Linked DNA regions of Homo sapiens: region 2 is linked to region 1. A link is a loop called in an ENCODE intact Hi-C map of the cell type or tissue named here. Cell type or tissue: mammary epithelial cell. All regions are shown on one strand. Each heading gives the region's core, and the rest is flanking DNA. Links, peaks and the distances in the headings are about the cores only.

Evidence for each region. Peaks named below come from ENCODE experiments on the same cell type or tissue, not always from the same donor. Only the 100,000 strongest peaks of a DNase experiment are listed, where the experiment ranks them.
Region 2: it touches region 1 in a loop (5-fold over the local background); 1 of 110 quality-filtered maps calls a loop at or near these places.

The regions. Positions count from the first base shown.
Region 1 is chr10:116,427,765-116,433,099 of GRCh38, forward strand. It overlaps PNLIPRP3 (pancreatic lipase related protein 3), which reads left to right and starts at 83. Exons shown (of 12, transcript NM_001011709.3): 1 at 83-297. The coding sequence starts at 249. In mammary epithelial cell, for the core only: no CTCF peak of the experiment used is centred there; DNase peaks (open chromatin) are centred at 67, 1,887 and 2,717; H3K4me3 peaks cover 4,553 bases; H3K27ac peaks cover 3,844 bases.
Region 2 is chr10:114,636,750-114,642,137 of GRCh38, forward strand. All of the region lies in intron 1 of ABLIM1 (actin binding LIM protein 1), which reads right to left. Among named protein-coding and RNA genes, the nearest start is that of ABLIM1, 19 kb to the right of the region's middle. In mammary epithelial cell, for the core only: no CTCF peak of the experiment used is centred there; a DNase peak (open chromatin) is centred at 2,332.

The sequences.
Region 1 (5,335 bases), core at 1-5,000:
AAATATTACTAATAATGAAACAGCAAAACCTTGGAAGTTTCCATTGCCAATCATAAGATGTAAGGCACACCCCGATAATTTTATTTACTTTGCAGAGCATAAGGTGGAATAACATGTTCTTTTAAACGTAGAGTTTAAACATTGAGTTGCATCATTGTGAGGAAAACCACTTAGTATTTTATAGTGAGGTGACTTTACAAGTAAAGATCTTCAAGAAGATTTTTATGTGATTTAAAAAATCAGCTTAGATGCTTGGAATTTGGATTGTTGCATTCTTGTTCTTTGGCACATCAAGAGGTAAGATTCATAATTTATAATAAGTTCTTTAAAAATAATGAGTATACTTACATCTAAAATGTAATTGACATGAACTTATTCTTTAGAAATTACTATTGCTAATTTCATTCTTAAGTAGTTTATTGTTTTTATGAATATGTTTAAAATATTGGCTGCTTATATTTCTTTGTATTTATTTATTTTTTCACTTAACATAAAATTATCAATGGAAAATGCATCACTTAATACTGAATGAGTCTTATGAACATAAAGAAGCATCTATTTCCAACAATATAAAAGAGTTGCCGGACAGTCTTGTGTTGGGCTGCTAGCTCTGCCACTTACTAGTCTTATGGGCTTAGACATTGAAGTCTCAATTTCTTCATTTCTAAGAAGGGTACATAGTAATAAATGAGAAAATATATACAAATTTCCAAATTCTGTAGCTGACTCATAGTAGATACTCAATAATTGAATGAATTAACTAATTATTAATGTCAGTTGGAATGTCCATTTTTTTTCCACTTCAGTCACAGTTTTCTGGAGGGCTGTTAGTCTGTGGACATTTCTTAAACATTAACTCAGTATTCATTGACATGTTTGCTCTTTATACTATGGACTCCTTAGACATTACAATGTAAGGAGTTAGTGATTTTGGCTACTTTTACCATCCATGTTTAATATTGTGCCTATAAGCAAACATTAAAATTAGTTGATTTATTTTAACCAAACTAGAATCAAATAATTTTAATGTTGAAAGAGATCAACCCCTTTGTTGTAAAGTATCACGTAGTTGGTTGAGATAGTATGGTGGTAAGAAGACAGTCGTCACATCTAACATTCAGTTCAACCACCGGTTTGAATTCTGAATCTTCTTGGGTTTTAGTCCTCGTTCTGCTGCTTGGTAGTTGCTTAACTTTAAACAAGTACTTAACCTTTCTAAGCCCAGATGATTGATCTGTAGAAACAGGACAGTAACCAAAATAAAATTATAGGGTTGTGCCAATTAAATAAGATGCAAGTTGACCATCTCGAATCCAAAAATCTAAAATCTAAACTTCTCCAAAATCTGAAACATTTTAAGCACTAACATGATGCCACAAGCAGAATATTTCACATACAAATACTTAAAACAAACTTTGTTTCATGCATAAAATTATTAAAATACTGTATAAAATTACCTTTAGCCTATGTGTATAAGGTATATATGAAACATAAATGAATTTTGTGTTAAGACTTGGACCCTGTCCCCAAGATATCTTATTGTGTATATGCAAACATTCCAAAACACAAAATCTGAAACACTTCTGGTCCCAAGCGTTTTGGATAAGGGATACTCAATCTGCAATTCATGTAAAATGCTTGGCATGGGATTTGGGACATATTAGTAGTGAGCAATCAATAAATGTTCGCTCTTATTTACACAGATGAAGAAAACAAAACACAGAGAGATTCGTTGTGTAACATCTTGGCGCTAGCTTGTGGAATTGGCCAATCTTGACTTTCAGTTCAGTGTTTTTCAGTCCCTGGCCTCCAGCTCTTCTCTATTGGATAAAAAATGAAGGAGATAGGACTATCATTAGTTTTCATATTTCAAGAACTATATTCTATTTTGCATGATTCTCCTGCCCCAGGACAGTCCTAATTGAGTGCTGAAAGCAGTTAGACTGGTGAAGGCAGAATTAAGAAATAGGCAGTTTGCCCTGATCTGCTGAGATGATATTTAAAGCCATGACTACAGACAGGATCATCAAGGGAGTGACTGCAGGTAGAGAAGGAAGATGGAACTACTGAGTCCTAGGACACTTCCTCATTAAGAAATCAGGAAGATGAAGGCAAACTAGCAAACAAGACTGCCAAGAAGTACTCAGTGAAGTGGTAGGAAACCTAGGAGAGTCAGCATCCTAGAAGTCAATTTAAGATGAAAGAAATAACAGCATGTTTGTGTGAGGCTAGGAATGATCCAGCAGAGAGGAGGAAAGTTGGTAAAGCAGGAGAAAGAGAAGGGAGTAATGTTGTGCCTTACCCCTCAGTAGGTGAGAGAAGATGGAGTCTTAATAGGATGAAGGTTTGCCTTTGCGAGAAACAAAGACAGTTCATCTCTTGTGAACAGAGTGAAGGCAAAATAGAAGGGCAGATATCTGCAGGTAGCTGGATAGACACGCTGGGAGCTTGTAAAAGGTCTCTTCTCTTTGTTTCTGGTTTCCTATTGAAATAGGAAACAGGGTCATCAGCCAAGAGGTTTGGTGGGCATGAAGATGTTGGAGGTTTGAGAGGCAAGAAGAATGAAATAACCCAGGAGTCTGGGAAAATGAAGGGCCTAGGAAAATATGATATGATGGCTGGGTAGCTTTAAGATCTGCTTTAATTTCATAACCACAAATTAAAAGTGAGATAGTCAGTACGGTATGTGATTTCCTCCAGGCACATTCAGCTGCACAGGTGTAGACAGGAAATAGGTGAAGTGTTGGGTTTAACCAGAGTTGTGGTTAAGCCAAGTGAAGCAAGAACAGGAGAGAAGTTCAAGGAGAGTACAGGGGTATGGTTTTAATTGACTGTAGGATTTACACTGGATAAGAAGGGAATTGAGGAGAGAAATGTCTGCCTAATAAGAAGTTATTTTAACAAAATACATACTTATGTAAAATTTAGATAATACATATATTTCTCCTACACACCACATATCTATTACACAACTGCCATAAATTTAACAATTGAGCTTACATTCATTTGTATTATTACCTATATCTCATCTATTAAATCTGTAACAGAGTCCATTGCCTTCAATCTTCTGGTACCTACCATTTATGCTAATGACTTCCAAATGTAATCTCTCCAGCTGAACTTCTCCCTGGAATCCCAGTCTCGTATATGCAAGGTAGCTCCACTTAGGTATCTAATTCATATAGAATCTACATATCCAAAACTGAACTCTCAATATCTACCCCCAAATCTGTTCGTCTCAAAGTTTTCACAATTAATGGCCTTCCAGATGCTCTGGCCAAAACACCTTGCATCATCCTTGACTTTTCTTTCTGTCATACCTCACTGCCAATCAGTCAGCACAACTCTTTGGATCCTCCCTCAAAATCCATGCAGAACCTGACCACTTGTAACCACACCACTGCTACCACCCTAGTCTTAGCCACCACTGACTTTTATCTAGTTTGTTATAATAGTCTCCTAACTGGCCTCTTCCTCTACCTTGCCCAGAAGCTAACCCAAGTCAGTCCATGTCACTTTTCTGCTCAGAGCCCTCCAGTGGCTTCCCATCTCACTTCAGAGTAAGAGCCAGTGAACTACCAAATGCTACATGCTTTAGCCCTCTGTTACCTCCTAGCATTAACCCCTGCTCCTCATCCACCTACCCCTATTCAAACTCCTGGGGGCCAGATGCATTACAAATGTTAGGGTTTTTTTTATTATTTTGAAACATGCTATGGTAAACATACTGTATATAATACATAATTTCCAGAAAAATCTAGGACAGAACCCCATATTTAATCACATGCATATTTATGTAGTAAAATACATGACTACGATCCCACATAATTTAATCTCATATTAAATGGGATAAAGACTATAAACAGCTTTAGGTCTGTTATTGCTGCCAAACTAGTTACTGCAAACTAGAAAACAAATAAATGAACAAGCCCAAAAGCAACTATTTTTCCCCAGAGATTTTTAGATTTTGAAATTGCAGAGTAAGTCATTGTGGAGCTATGTCTTCTCCCTGTCTCCATTCCCTGGGCCCTAGTCCCGGTGCCTCCTCATTCCTCAGTCACAGTAGGCTCTCTGCTTCCTTGCAGAGTCTTGTGCTTTCCTTCCCTCTGTCTGGAATGCTGTCCCACACATCTGCATGCGGTTTGCTCCTCTCCCCCCCAGGTCTTGATGCAAATGCTACCCTGGACACCCTATTTAAACTGCAAACCCCTCCTCACCTAAACACACAAACACCCTCATCCCTTCCCTGCTTTAGGTTCCTCCTAGCACCTGTCACTGTTTTAATGTAGCCATTTTTGAAAAACGTATTCTTATTTATTGTCTGTCTCTACATCCCCTAACTAGATTATATACTCCATGAGGGCTAGAATTGTTTTCTCCAATGCTGAATTCCAGTGCTAATAGCATCTGGCAAATAATAGGCACAAACAAATATTTCTTGAATAGATTATCGAACCTACTTTCCAGCTTTTCTATGTCTTTGGAAAAGCCTGCTCACAGTAAGATAGAGAAGTGACTCCTTTAGAGAGTGGAAATTAGGAAGATAAGAACTAATATGCCAATTTACATGATTTCTTAACCAATTAACACTAGCTTCATGTAATGTGCTGTTTTTCAAATGTTTCTTTAAAGAATTCTTAGGCCAAAGGGGAAATAAAGCATTTCAACTAGAGAATATATTAAAATACAATGACTCAAGAACTGAAGAAAGTGGAAAATAAAATAAGTAAAGGTGAAGAAAGCATTTAAGTAATAAAAATAAAAATATAAGTAGAAGTGAATCATACAAACAGGAAAGATAGAATTCATAAACCTATGTGGCAGTTGCTTAATAAAACTAATGATGCCATGATGGCAAATTTAAATAAAGTGAAATAACCTCAGATGTGGATGAAGTTAAAATGACTAGACTTTGCATAAATTTATGGTAAAAGAATTGAAATTCTAGATGAAAGTCTTACTACTTACACCAGAATAAATCCCAGGTGGGTAAACATTCAAAAGTAAAAGATAAAACATTAGAAAGAAGTATGAAAGAAAAGTGTGTAATTGTTAATAGTCTTGGAGTGGCCAGGCACGGTGGCTCATGCCTGTAATCCCAGCACTTTGGGAGGTCGAGGCGGGCGGATCACGAGGTCAGGAGATCCAGACTAGCTTGGCTAACATGGTGAAACCCTGTTTCTACTAAAAATACAAAAAATTAGCCAGGTGTGGAGGTGCACACCTGTAATCCCAGCTACGCGGGAGGCTGAAGCAGGAGAATCGCTTGAACCTGGGAAGCGGAGGTTGCAGTGAGCTGAGATCGTGCCATTGCACTCCAGCTTGAGCAACAAGA
Region 2 (5,388 bases), core at 218-5,217, 1.8 Mb before region 1:
AGGCTCGGCGCAGTGGTGCATACCTGTAATCCCAGCACTTTGGGAGGTTGAGGTGGATGGATCACTTGAGGTCACGAGTTTGAGACCAGCCTGGCCAACACGGTGAAACCCCATCTCTTCCAAAAATACAAAAACTAGCCAGAGGTGGTGGCGTGCACCTGTAATCTCAAATACTTGGGAGGCTGAGGCAGGAGAATCGCTTGAACCCAGGAGGCAGAGGTTGCAGTGAGCCGAAATTTCACCACTGCACTCCAGCCGGGGCAACAGAGTGAGACGCTGTCTCTTTAAAAAAAAAAAAAAAAAAAAAAAGAGTGTGGAGGTTTGCAGATCACCAGGGATAGAAATGCAAGGGGTACTTCAAATGCAGACACCTGGTCCCCACCTCAGGTCTGACTGATAACTCAGATTCTCTGGGAAGGAGGCCTGAGTGGCAGTCAGCTTCTCCGGTGACTAAGGACCCTTGCTAATAAGCTGGCTTGCAAAGCACGAGGATAGACTGAGATTTACAAACAGCTATATACCATGCCATCAGATCTGAAAAACAATCCTTATACTCTCTGTTGGCCAAAATAACAATCAGCTGGACATTCACTGCAATCTTAATGAGAATTTATTAGAAGTGGTGATTCCAAAGTTTCCTACAGTCTAGGACAAATTCCTAAATATCTGATCCCTCTTGATCCTACTCACTCTCATGTCCTTAAATGACAATTCTCAGGATTTTTTCCATATGAATCTCATAGAATCAATGCCCGGCAAAGTTCTTTTCCTTGAGTTCTTAAAGTAGAACTATTTTATGGTTGTATCCAAACTTCTCCATGGTCTTTTTCAAAAGCCAGTTCTGAGTTTGGACCCAAGCAATAGGTTGCACCTCAAGAAAAATCGTGAAAATTACTACGGTATATTTAAAGTTCCCTCTAAACAAATCACTAAGGATATAAATGACAGAGTGAACAAAAAATAAATCATTTTCCTACAAGAGCAGCAAAAGCTATTACTAGAATTCTAAGGATCTTGGGATAGTAAAGAGTTTCAGAGATTTTAGCCTAACTTCAGACTCACGAGTACACAAGTACAAAAATAGTTCTCTGAATTATTTGGGAAAAGGCCATTTTTAAAAACAGTTTACTACCAGCTTTCTCTTTTATTGTAATATTTTCTAGATAGAAATCCAGTTATTGGGATATAAAAATGGTTGCTTTCTATCAGGTAGAATTGCAATGCCTTCCCTGACAACACTCCCCTCTTTCTGGTACTTACCACCACCAAGTGCTCTGAAGTTGACTATGTTGTAATGAAGGATGGACATATCTATTTTTGCAAAAGGTTGTGGGCTCTCTGAGGGAAAGGGTCACATGTTATTGTATCTGTGCTGTATTCACATAGTAATACACAAAGGCACAAAGTAGGAATGCAATATTTGATGAATAAATAAATATTCCTTTTCATACAAATAGACTGATTTCAAAATCTAACTCAAATAAATTAAGAGTAAATTCAGTCTCTTAGATAAAAATAAATTTAATAATTGCTTCAAAGTATTTGCCAAGATACAAACCAATAATTACTTTGGAGAGAAAGTAGGCCAAAGAGGAACTTCATCAGGCAGTCATTTTACAAAGTCCCCTTTATAACCTACCCTCACAGCTACTTCGGTCACCATTAGAGGCCAGTATGTGTCAGCCACCATTCTAGTCTCTACATGTATCACCTCATCTTGTCCTCATAACAACTGGATGAAGTACATATTATTATACTTTATATGTGAGAAAAGAGGTTGGTGAGAGGCCAAAGCCATGGGCCCTCTCTTTGGGTTACTGGGCCTTCCCTTCTGCAGAGGTTGTTAAAGAGCCTCTCGTCCCATGCCCTGCCTACACACACACACACACACACACACACACACACACACACACACACACAAGCATTTCTGTAGGCAAGGTGCACTCAATGTACATCAACAGGCATTTCTAAAAGGCCTGGCCTGATAGCAATGATGCTGCCCTTTGCCTTGCCTGTGTAAAGCAATCCTTTTTCCAGATACCTTATCCTTCATCGGTTCTTGGACTTCATATGGAAGGACCTGTCAGGTGAATAGCATCATAACCTTGGTCTGTGGCACTCACCGTTGGCTGCACAGGGGAAGATAATGTACCCAGACCCACATAGCAAGACTTCAAAAGTGCAGTGTAATCATCCACCCTGTCTAATCATTCTTAAGGAATGGCATTTCTGTGGTTTATGTAGACAGCAAGTTAAAATTAAAAACAATTTTTTTGCAAGGTTTACAAAGCCTACATTTGTTCCCCTACCTCATCTGGCCTTATAATAAATTCTCCTAATTATGCCCTGGAACAGTCCCAGAAAATAACCTCTCTCTCATACTCTTGGATTTGTCAGTCATCATCGGAGGAACTAGCCAAGTAAAACATGCAACACACACAACCATTACTGCATTTGCTACCACAGGAATGGCAGCTTTGTCATCTAACACATCTCAGCAAGTTTCTCTAGTTCTTAGTACAGAGAAGAGACCATGCAACCCACACCCTGGTTTGTGGAAATCTATAACTTGTATTCATAAATAGGCACTAATTAAGATAAAAGCAGAAGTCCTAAAGCAGACGTGTCCATGGTTACACAATTACTTAGAAATGGGTCAAAACCCCTCACATCCTGCCGCCTACCCAGTGGTTATTCTATCATGCCACACCGGCCACACAGGCCGCCTGATTAAACACAGGCTGGGTTTGAATTCTAGCTCCACCACATGCTGAGTGACCCTGGGCACATTGTTTTCTCTGTCTGGGTTTCAGCAGTCTCAGCTGTGAATGGTATGAGACGTTCCACTTGTGAGGTTGTGGTGAGGACAGCGGCAGCTTCATGGCATGTAACCTGCAGCGTTGCATAGGTTCAGAAGATGTTCATGCTCAGAAGATGTCTCTATTTGGTTTAATGCTTTGCTATTGCCATCCTGACATTTGTAATAATTTAGTCTTTGAACTTGTGTTTTGTAAGTGAAGTCTGATGGGAGAGCGGAGCACACATGTGAACAGATGAGATGCGTGCAGTTTGTGTGTTTGCTATTCCTGCTGCCCGTGCACACAGAGTGTTTGCAACACCCCGTGAGCACAGGATTCCACTGCAGTCACAATGTGTAGGAATTCAGGGAGACTCAAAGTGAGGACAAGGTGTGTTATATCCATAACTGAGTCACATTCCACTCAAACCAGGATGCTTGCTTTGAATGCACGGAGAAGGCAATGATGTTCTAGGAAATACAAACAACCAAGAAATCTTATTATATTCCTTCCTATCCATGTTAGTTCCCTATATTAGCCAACCACTCACACCAAAAATGATGACATAGAAGGAAAGGGAAAGACAGGGCAACTAGCGCTGTCTTCCTTTTAGCCCTTCCTTATTCATCAATAAGTCAAAGGTAGAGAACATTGGTAAAATGTGCACGTATCAAGAAGTGAAATGAAAACAGTTGAGGGCTGGGCACGGTGGCTCACGCCTATAATCCCAGCACTTTGGGAGGCCGAGGTGGGAGGATCATCTGAGGCCAGGAGTTCGAGACCAGCCTGGCCAACATGGCGAAACCTCGTCTCTACTAAAAATACAAAAATTAGCTGGGCATGGTGACGGGTACCTGTAGTCCCAGCTACTTGGAAGGCTGGGGCAGGAGAATCGCTTGAACCCAGTAGGCGGAGGCTGCAGTGAGCCGAGATCGCGCCACTGCACTCCAGCCTGGATGACAGAGCAAGACACCATCTCAAAACAAACAAACCAACAACAACAACAACAACAACAACAAAAAACAGTTGAGTCAGATTTGTGTACGTATTGTGTATTTCTACTGTTCTAAAAAGAATAAAGTACATAACATCTATGACCCGTGTAATACAAATTGTGTAATTTCAGTGATTCCATTGAGTTAAAAGTTGTTGTATTTGCACTTAAAATTGGCTTTGCACAATAAAAGGTAAAATTCACATTAATAATTTAAAATTTTAATTTTACTTTATTTAGGATGACATTAAATAGAAAATAAGAACTACTGAGTTGAGAGAATCTGGGGAATAAAGAAAAAAGCTTTATATTTGAGTACCACTAATGGCACTTTCTCCTGCATTTTAAACAAGGGGTCCCACCTTTTCCTTTTGCACTGGGCCTGAAAATTATGTATCCTGTGTTGGGTGAGAATAACAGGTGTTCTATCCCAAAAGAAAGTACCTAGCACTAAGAAGGAACGCAGTTAAGGGTAATAACTATTGTTATTTCATTTCTCACTGCCTCATCAATTCACAATAAAACAGGATAAGCTTGAAAACTGAAATTCAAGTTTTCAAAAGCACTTGAAGGTATAAGGAGACTTTTAATAATATCGAAGCTGGGGGATTTAACCTGTAACATCTTAAAGAATTTAGACCCCCTCCTGATATTTTGTTATATGACCTCTGCTGCCAAATGAGAAAGTCACTGTGAAGCCAATCATAAAAAAAAAAAAAAAAAAAAAAAAAAAAGTGGACTTCGATGTTAGCAAATCTTCCCAGGAAGACATGGTTGTTATCTTCAACCTATTCATTCATGCAACACATATTTATCAAGTGTTTCCTAAGTGTCAGGAACTGTTCTAGGTGTTGGGATATCACAGCAAAGAAAACAGACAAAAATCCTTGCCATGAAGGAGCTATGTCCTAGTTGGGAAGGTTGAAGTTGACATAATAAACTACATGAGTAATGTATACATATATACAAATCTGTATGATTATATATTAGAAAGCGGTAAGTACTATGAAGAAAAGCAAGGCCAGGGACAGAGACTGCTAGGGGGAGAAGCTGTGGTTTTAAGTAGAGTAGTAGAGGAAGGCCTCTTTGAGGACGTGCTATGTGAGTAAGTACCTGAAGAAGGGAAGAGAATAAGCCGTGTAGATTCTGAGGAAAAACCACCCCAGACAGAGTAAGCAGTAAGTGCAAACGTCCTGAGACGGGAGCCCACCTGGTATGTTCAAGGCAGTGGAGAGGCTGGTGAGATCAGGAGGCAGACAGCAGGAGGCATGAAGTTAGTGAGGTGGAGGAGTTAGGGCCTGCAGGTCATTGTAAAGGGCCTTGGCTTTTCCCCTAAGTTGTTTTGTTTTGTTTTGTTTTGAGACAAGGTATCACTCTGTTACCCAGGCCAGAGTGCAGTGGCATGATCATAGCTCACTGCAGCCTCAACCTCCAAGGCTCAAGTGGCCCTCCCACGTCAGCCTCCCAAGTAGCTGGGACTACAGGTGTGCACCACCATACCTGGCTGATTTTTAATTTTTAATTTTTTTTTTTTGTAGTGACAGGGTCTTGCTATTGCACAGGCTGGTCTCGAGCTCCTGGCCTCAAGTGATCCTC